Linked DNA regions of Mus musculus: region 2 is linked to region 1. A link is a contact called in ENCODE POLR2A ChIA-PET data. All regions are on one chromosome and are shown on one strand. Each heading gives the region's core, a stretch centred on a gene start or an enhancer-like site at or near the end of the contact. The rest is flanking DNA. Distances are from core to core; before and after follow the strand shown.

The links. ChIA-PET counts read pairs that join two places held with the same protein, here RNA polymerase II (POLR2A).
Region 2: POLR2A ChIA-PET joins it to region 1 with 10 read pairs in embryonic stem cell. The contact joins the promoter of E2f1 here to the promoter of Cbfa2t2 in region 1. POLR2A ChIA-PET finds 5 or more read pairs at or near these places in 4 of 5 experiments (Patski and embryonic stem cell).

What each region holds. Positions count from the first base shown.
Region 1 is chr2:154,434,637-154,439,213 of GRCm38, forward strand. Cbfa2t2 (CBFA2/RUNX1 translocation partner 2) reads left to right here and starts at 1,848. Exons shown (of 11, transcript NM_172860.2): 1 at 1,848-2,000. The coding sequence starts at 1,967.
Region 2 is chr2:154,567,684-154,572,260 of GRCm38, forward strand. It overlaps E2f1 (E2F transcription factor 1), which reads right to left and starts at 2,209. Exons shown (of 7, transcript NM_007891.5): 1 at 1,806-2,209. The coding sequence starts at 2,051.

The DNA.
Region 1 (4,577 bases), core at 598-3,097:
TTCTTTTTTTTTTTTTTTCTGAGACAGGGTTTCTCTGTGTACCCCTGGCTGTCCTGGAACTCACTTTGTAGACCAGGCTGGCCTCGAACTCAGAAATCCACCTGCCTCTGCCTCCCAAGTGGAATTAAAGGTGTGTGCCACCACCGCCCTGCGTGTAGCTGAATTTTTGATCTCTTCCCAAGTGCCACTTTACGGGATTACAGGTGTGTGCCATTTCACCTGGCAATGCCACCGCGGCTCACCCAGTTTGGCCTCTAAATCATCATATAGGGCAACCTTGAACTGATGTCCTGCGTTTACCAACAATGCTGGAAGTACAGGTGTGACCCACCATGCCTGACCTTGTTGTATTGAGACAGTCTCACTATGTGGCCCTGGCTGGCTTTGGGTTGGCAGTTATTTTGCTAGTTTCCCTAGGGTGGGATTACAGGTCTGTGCCACTATGCCAGGCTGGCTTCATTTTAGTTATAGTTCCTGATTTTGAATCTTTGAGAGACAGAATGGCAGAGAACTCATGCTAGGATCAGAGTACTTTCTTGGGTTGCTCGGAGGATTTATGTTTTGAGTTTGCTAACAGAAATAGGTGGACAACCCAGTGGGAGAGACTCTAGCGAATGTGTAGAAAAGGGGAGAAACTGTATTTGGTACTGAGATGGTTAATTGCAGAGTGTATAAAAGCAGCTGTTGAAGACAGGCTAGTGACTCTTGCTTACAATCCCAGCACTTGGGAGGCCACGGGAGGAGGATGTGTGAGAGTTCCAGGCTTTTGTGGCTACACTGTGTGTTCCAGCCCAGCTAGACATACAAAATAGGCCCTTTTCAGAAACAACTTTTTGTGAGGCCTGCTGGTGTTATAGACACAGCTTTGGGAGATAGACTTAGAAGTATAGCTTAAGGTTCAAGGCTAACCTGGTGTAGGTCAGTGAGTTCAGAATAGCCAAATGTACATTATGACATTGTTTCAACAAACCAAAATAAACCTGCACTTAACCAGGCCTGGTAGTTCAGGCCTTTAGTCCCAAGCACTTGGGAGGTAGAGTTAGGTAGATAGATTATCTGTGAGTTCCAGGACAGCTAGAGCTACAAGTGAGACTGTGTCAAAAAACCACCACCAACAACAAAAAAACCCCTGCACATACACGTGCCCCTCCTCACAAACACAGACAAACCCCACAAAGCCCCTTGATCTGATACAGAAATCAGTAATGACAGCTAGTTGTTTTAAACATTTAGATTCCTATAGCCGCAAAAGATGTAGAAATCTGCGAGATAGCTAATTTGGCAAAGATGCTTGCTGTCAAACAAACTTGATGCCCGAAATTTGACCTGCTGGATCCACAGGGTGAAAGGAGAGCCTGCTCCCGACTTGTTCTCTGACATTCACATACATGCGTTGGACTCCCTCAAACATATACACGCACACATATGCAATAAGTCAATGTAAAAACAAATAAGTAAAAGGAGGAAAGAACAATTTTAACACCCAATACAACCGTCAAAGCGTTACAAGGCCTGCACCTGAAACGTCCCTCCCCGAAGCCCCGCCCCGGGACTCCGCCCCCGTTCCTAGGTTGCCGCCCAGGCCACATCCGGAAGTCTGGAGCTCGGAGAAGGGCGGCTCCCTGCGGCCACGCATAGCGCGCGGGAGGCGGGTCGAAGTGCAGGCCGCTCCAGGATAGGACGCAGCCTGGCGCGGAAGGGGCGGGCCAGGTCAGGAGGCGGTGCTTCGCGTGAGCGCCCTCGGGCCCGTCTTCCGCGTGCGTTGGTCTGCGCGCGGGAGCGCGCGGCGGGGGCGTGCCGGGGCTGTCTGGGGGCGGGGCGGCGCGCGGCCTAACGGCGGCGGCGGCAGCGGCGGCGGCGGCGCTGGTGCGGGCGAGTTCGGCGGGTGCAGGTCCCGGCCTGCGCCTGCGGAGGGCTCAGGCAGAGGGTCGAAGCGAGCGGCGCTCGCGACAGACTGCGCTCCGCGATGGTGGGCGTCCCTGGAGCGGCCGCCTTCCAACGTAAGTGGGGCGGGAAGGCGGACGGCTGAGGGGTGTGTGTTGAGGGGCCTGCTGCTCCATAGGCGGGAGGCTTTGCAGAGGCCCCCCGGCGGGAGGCCTGGGCAGGGAAACTGAGGCCGGGATTGGGGCACTGGATCCAAGGTCATGCGGCTCCCCGGCCTTCCGGGGCCCTCGGGGCTATCCCGGCGCTTCCTGTGGGGCTCGCGGCTCCGGGTGCTGAGCAGGACTGTGTGGAGCGGCCTTGGAGCTCAGGCCTGGCGGGCGCCCTATGGACTGTCCGCGAGAGAAGTATTGTTTTGTTTTCGCGGCATCGGGGCTGAAAGTCCGGTCCCGGGAAACACGCCGGAATTGGAGCGACGAGTGGTAGATGTTGGAGGATGCCGGGCTGATATTCCGGAGGGCCCTGTTGAATGTAGGCTCTGGGGTCGGACTGCTTTGGGTTCATGTCCTGGCTCCCTCGCGAGTAGGCTGTGACCTTGGCGCTCCAAAAGTCTCAGTTGCTCGATCTGAAAAATGGGTTGTGAGGAACGTACTCTGAATGCTCTGTAGTAGGGTTTAGTGAATCCAGTAAAATCCCCTGAACACACAGTTGCACATCATACTCAAGTGTGAAAACTCACTATCGTAATCACAGTTTGTTATGTGTGTTCCTCGGAAAAGTCCGAAGTTGGCGTCTGGTTGTGTTTTGTTAGTTTGTTTAATATTGTCTTTGACTAGTCCTACTATGTGACTCAGTTGTGTTTTTATTCTTACCTCCATTTCGCTATCCCATTTACAGACGTTCTTCCTAGAATTGTAAGATCCTTGGAGGAGGGATGGCATCGTTTAATAAGAACAATAAAAATTTAATTGTCATTAAAATAGCAGTAATAGCCAACATTACTTGAGCACCAGGCAATTTGCATTCGATTCATTTAATATTTATTAAATCATCTAAATACAAATTATCACTCTAAGTCCAGAGACTATGGCAACAAACTTGACAGACTAGATTCTGAATTTGAGTTTAAGAGAGGGACTCGTGCTTTGTGGATATTTCTTTGTCTATGCCAGGTGACAGTCTAAAAACAGGTATTTGAGGCACGTTGGAGGCTGAGTTTGAGGTCAGCCTGATCTATACAGGCCAGCCAGGGTTACATTGTGGCACCCTGCCCCAAACAAAACAAAATAACAAAAACAACAACAAAACCCTAAAAATAAAACAAAAAAATGAATAAAAGCTAACATCAGGTGTTGCAGGATGTCCGTTGTGCAAGGATAAAATGAGGCCTCTTGAGAGCTTTTAGCCCCTCCCCTCTTTGCTCTTCAGTTCAGCAGTTATAGCGGAGGATTCATACAGCCTTTTTCTTGGGCTCTCATTCCAAATTGAATGGAAAAAGATACAAACTAGATTTTCCCACCAATGCCTTCTGTAGTTAAGTGTGCTGTTGCTGCTCTCAATGGTCTTCTGAAGGGAGACAAGTAACCCTTAGGTTTGATGGTATCATATATAAGAAAAGTGGAAGAGAGGCGCTCGCCTTTAATCCCAGCACTCTGGAGGCAGAGGCAGGCGGATTTCTGAGTTCCAGGCCAGCCTGGTTTACACAGTGAGCTCCAGGACAGCCAGGGCTATACAGAGAAACCCTGTCTCAAAAAACCAAAAAACAACAACAACAACGAAACAAACAGAAGAAAAGTGGAAGAAACTTTTACCCGAATTTAAATTCATTTACTTAAAGCAGTATTGGGGATTGCACTCAGGGCCTTGTGCTTTATGTACCATGCTGATCTGTATCCCCAGCCCTTTTTATTTTCAGACAAAGTTGCCCAGGCAACTTGTAATTCTGTCTCAGCTTCTCAGTAGCTAAAAATACAGGCCTGTGTCACTAGGTCCAGATGAACTAACACATTTTTATTTCCATGTCTTTTATGTTTTCAGTTAAATATATTCCCAAAAAGTTGAGTATGGTGAAAGCTTGTGTAATTCCAGCACTCAGGAGGCTGAGGCAGGAGAATATGAGTTTGAGGCCAGCCTAAGTTATGTAGTGAGACTGTCTGGAAAAAACAAAAGCCAAGAAGTAGGACTTTGTGGTTTGTTATGTAACTAAGTTTCTTTGCAAAAGTTAGTATATAGTGGTTTAATATGCTGAAGGCCTATAGGTGCTAGGTAGGTACTTTTTCTTTTTCTTTCCTCTGTGCAGCCTTAGCTGTCCTGGCCACTCTGTAGACCTTAAACTCAGATTGACCTGCCTCTGCCTCTGCCTCTGCCTCCCAGTGTTAGTTTTAAAGGTGTGTGCCATCACCTAGGCAGGTACTTATAACTGAAAACTACAAAGTTCTCCTTAAAAAACTCAAAAAGTCTCTCTGGGCCTCCATTTTTGGGGGTGGGGGGAAGACATGGGTTCACTGTGTAGCCCTGGCTGTCCTGGAACTCACTGTGTAGACCAGGCTGACCTAGAACTCACAGAGATCTGCTTACCTCTGCCTAATTAGAACTAGTTCCAGGACAGCCTGGGCTACACAAAGAAACCTTGTCTCAAACAAACAACCCCCCCCCGCCCCCCCCCAAACCAAACCAAATCACAGAAAAGATAGGAT
Region 2 (4,577 bases), core at 959-3,458, 130 kb after region 1:
GTTAGGTTTCACTATGTAGCCCTGGCTGGCCTTGAACCTGTGTCAGTTCTCCTGTCTGTGCTATTCCCCTCCCCCCCCCCCCCCAGGATCTACACATACATGACAAGGTAGAGAGGTAGGTCAAGGAGGAATGTCTGAACTGCAAAGAGGTGTACAGAGGTGCACAGGAAGGACCCAGCAAGTATTCACTGGGTGCAAGCCAAGCCTGTAGCTTATTTCAAGGACTGCCCCCCCAAAATTCCAGAGCAAAGTTGGTAGAGGCCAAAATCCAGATTTGCATTCCTGGCCTTTGGCTCCGGGATGGTGTCAACCTCTCCCACAGAAAATGTTTGCTGGTCCTTAAGTACTATGGGGGCAGGGGTTCCCTAACTACCTCTGCACCTAGGGCACAAAGGGACTCACTAACTCAACTAGAGCGAATGGAATGTTTGGTTACATGTAGAATACCTGCCCAGGGCCCAAGCTCCTCCCTACAGGTACAGGCCCCTGGAGTTAATGCAAGGCAAGCCGGCTGACCCACCAAATACTGGCCGTCCTCGCTGGGAGGAAAGGCCTTTAACAGCCAGGAAATCCCGCTCAGTCACTGAATGCTTAAGAAGTTCTATCAGTTGTGGGCCTCAGCCTCATCTATGAAAGGATGACAAAGTGTACGGCTGCCCACAAGGTTAAGTGAGTAAAGTGCTTAGCACAGAGCCTGGCACACAAAACATCCTCAAAACAATGGTGGTTGCTATTGTTATTATTATTAGCATCTTGGTGATTCCGGAAGGAAGGCAGCACTGGGCGCTGTGCCAAGGGGAGTAAGGGGCCTACTCTAAGATGCCTCAGGGACCAGCTGCCACCCACACCCCCATCAGGAGTTGAACAGCTTCTTCTCTGATACTGGGCCTTGCCCTCGCCCCTCCTGTCCACTCCACCCCTACAATGAAGATAGTGGCCCACTCACGGAGCTGGCCCCTGCTTAGATCCAAGTTCCACTCTCCTCGTACCCAGCTGCCTTTTCTAGGCCCCCTGCCTAAAGTGGTCTTGAGCTACTTGCTTAGAATCAGGAAGAGACTTTTATCCAGGGATCTCCCTCCCACGTCTTCTCTCTCCAGGAACTGGAGGCCCCTTCTCAGGGGCCCAGCCCACCCAGTCTTCCAGAGGCTCAGAGGTCTGTCCGCCTGATTAATAAAGTTCCATGGCAACCAGGAGCTGGAAGGGTGGCAGATGGAAGAACAGGCAAAGGAAGGGTTGCAGCAGCTGGCCCAGCACCCCGCCCCTGCAGAGAAGGCCTCCCAATCAAGAGGCCTATCCCCAGAGGCCTGGAAGGCCAGGCCTGCACCTGGCAGAGCTACTAAGGAGGATCTCCCGAAGATGTCTCTAACAGTCACCCTCTCTCACCTCCAACAAGCAACTGTGCGCACTCCCTAGCCATAGGTTCTGCAGCAAGCCAGCAGACATCAGTTCAAATATCAGCCCCACCATCTGCAGCTGCGTGAAGCACTTCCCCATCTCTGGGCCTCAGTTCCTCCCTCTGGCAGATGGGCACGTGACAACACCCAGCTCACACCAGAATTGGGAATTTGGTGCCAAAGCCTGAGCGTGCACTAAGCAAGCACCAGCTGGATACACGTGAGACACAATCATTAATGGTTCCGACGCTCCGGTGAAGACGCCGAGGCCCGGAGCGAGGCTCAGCAAACAGACAGGCAAGGCAGTCAGTCAATGCGCGCCCCGGGGCGGAGCCCCGAGGCCCAGCCCAGGCTCCGCGCCGCCCAGCGCAGCAGCCCGTCCCCTCCCCCGCCCGCGCCTAGGGTCCGTACCGGCGGGCGGCCGAGAGCCGGGCGCGGTGCACTAGGCGCGGGTCGGGGCGCCTGCGGCGTGGCGAAGAGCAGCACGTCAGAATCGCGAGGGCCAGTGGGCGGCGCGGCGGGGAGCTGCGGGGCGCCGACATCGGGCGCGGTGGAGATGATGACGATCTGCGAGGAGTCGAGCAGCCGCAACGCGCCCGCCCCGAGCAGGGCCTCCAGCGCTGGCGCGTGCTGGCCGCCCGCGGGGGCTACGGCCATGGCGCTCACGGCCCGCGTGGCCCGGGAGGCAGGCGGCGGCGGCGGCGCGGGCCCATGACTGGCAGGCCGCGGCGAGGGCTCGATCCCGCTCCGCCCCGGCCGCCGCTGCCTGCAAAGTCCGGGCCACTTTTACGCGCCAAATCCTTTTTGCCGCGAAAGAGCCACGCGCCGCCGAACGCCTCCTCCATTGGCCGGGGCGGCTGTGACGACGGAGGCTCCGATGGCGAGCATTGGTTGCGGCGTGCGGGGCAGGAGACGGAGGGTGGGACCAGGGGCGGGGTGGCCAATCCCGGGGCGGGGCGCGCGCAGGCTTTGTCCGGGCGGTGCCGGGCGCCTTCTCCCCTCTGCCTCTCGCCGTGCCCTGCAGGAGGCGTGGGCAATGGGCCCCGCCCCTTCACCGCCCACTCGATGGGTGGCGGGTCTGGCGAAGCGAACAAACTTCGTACTCGGTTCTGCACGTCCCGCAGTCTCCACATGACCCCCTAAACTCTCAACCTGTGGTCTCCACCCCCTCAGTTTACAGCCCAGAGACTGCCTCTTCAGGCTCACCTCCAAAGCTCGCTTCAGCCACATCTCCGGTCTTAAGATCCATTTATTCCATTAGTTCACATCATGCTTTCTTCCCTATCCTGTCACCCAGAAGCCAAGCCCAAGAGGGGAGCCAGGAAATGAGTAAGGGATGTGTGGCTTTGATCTCAGTGTCTTTTTACTGAAATTTCTTTCGTAGCCAGAGCCCAGTTAGCGTTCATTCATTTGGTCACTCCACAATGGCGCCTGCCTTTAATCCCAGCACTTGGGAGGCAGAGGCAGGCGGATCTTCCCAGTTCAGGTCATCCAGAACTACACAGTGAGACCCTGATCTCAAAAAAAAAAAAACGCCTGAGAGCGTTCACTGTCCCATCCTCAGTCCAGACCTTGACTCATGACTTAGTGAAAAGGAAAAAAAGGAAACACAGAAGCAGCAGATGTTTGCAATGTGAAGAGATTGGTCCATTAAAGTATCTCCTCTCATAGGGAGGTGCAGGGGCGAGGAGGGTGCGTATGGTGGTGCCTTTAATCCAGAGGTCCTCCATCAGCATTTCTGATTGCTGGGGTCAGCCCGTCTGATCAGCATTGTGGTCCTCTCTACTAGGCATCTTGCCAATACTGGGAATAGAAACATGAAAGGTTTAACAAGACCCACAAACTTCCTGTCCTTGGGGGTGGGGGAGATGACCACAAGAAGAGAGTAAGTAGCTGACAATATTCAAGTCCCCAGGTCCAGTGTAAGCTACAGGGAGCTCTCAAGCCGGGTTACTTTCTCCATGCTTCATGCTACTTAATCTTGGCCCCAACTCTGACCACATTACTCTGAGCTGGCTTAGCAGGGGCTGCTTCTCAGGCCCTTTCTGGGTATGAGAGAATTGGAGGCTGAGGGCAGAGGTGAGCAAGGACGCAATAAGGGGGCTGTGATGTTCCAGGGCCCAGAAACACCAAGGCACGGGTTAACTTTGAACCACCCCGGTTTGGCCAATTTAGAATCAATCCCCAGCCAGGCCGCCCTCTCCCCTTCTTGTTTTTTTTTTGGTTTGTTTTGATTGGGAGGGGTGGGTTTTTAGTTTGTGTTTAGAGACAGGGTCTCATCTGGCTCTGGTTGCCCTGGAACATCATTAAATCTGCCTGCTCCAGCCTCCAGTGCTGGAGTTGAATGGGTGGGGCCACAATGTCTGGTTTGCTCCGCCCCCCCCCCTTTTTCTTTAAAGCGATAGTATCTTGCTATGTAGTAGCTCAAACTGAATCAATGTTACCTTCCTGCATCCGCCTCCTGAGTGCTAGGGTTACATGTTTGGGCCACTACTTGACCTCCAGTTTAGAATCTTTTTGTCAAGACTGGAAGAGCTTAAGTCCCAGGATGGCCTGGACTATGTATAATACAGCAAGAATAAAAAAATAAATAAACATTTAAACAAAGGAACACAAGGAACACTTATGCCCATCCCAGATAATGTGTTGATCTTTGAAAACAAATTGGTATACCTTTTCAATAAAAATGTGGAGTAGAGCCAAATATTACAATTGCTACAGCTGGGTATGGGGTAACACCTGTAACCCCAGCAGGTAGATACAGGAAGACAGGAGAGTGCTCGGTCATCCTTGGCTATATAGGCAGCCAAGATCCTATAACATGAGATCCTGTTATAAAACAAGCAAGTTGCAGCTCCCAAGGATGCTTTTCAGTTCAGTTTTGTGTAAAAATAAATAAATCAATAAAAAAAGGCACCTAGATCTCGCCTCGGCCGTCTCCAGTTCTCATGAGGATGAAAGCAGAGGGACTAGAAGGTATTCTGCAGACTCTGGTGGTTTGGGAAGCAGCAGGAGTGTTTTTTCTTCCCCTACTCACGAACAGTTTGTGAAATTACTCATTGCAAATCCTGGAATGTGTCAGAACAGGGAAGGACCACAGAGAGCACGTGAGCCTCTCGCTGTACAGATGGGAAAATGAGGCCCATTCAAGGCTGGTGCCTGCAAATTCAGTGACAGGATGTG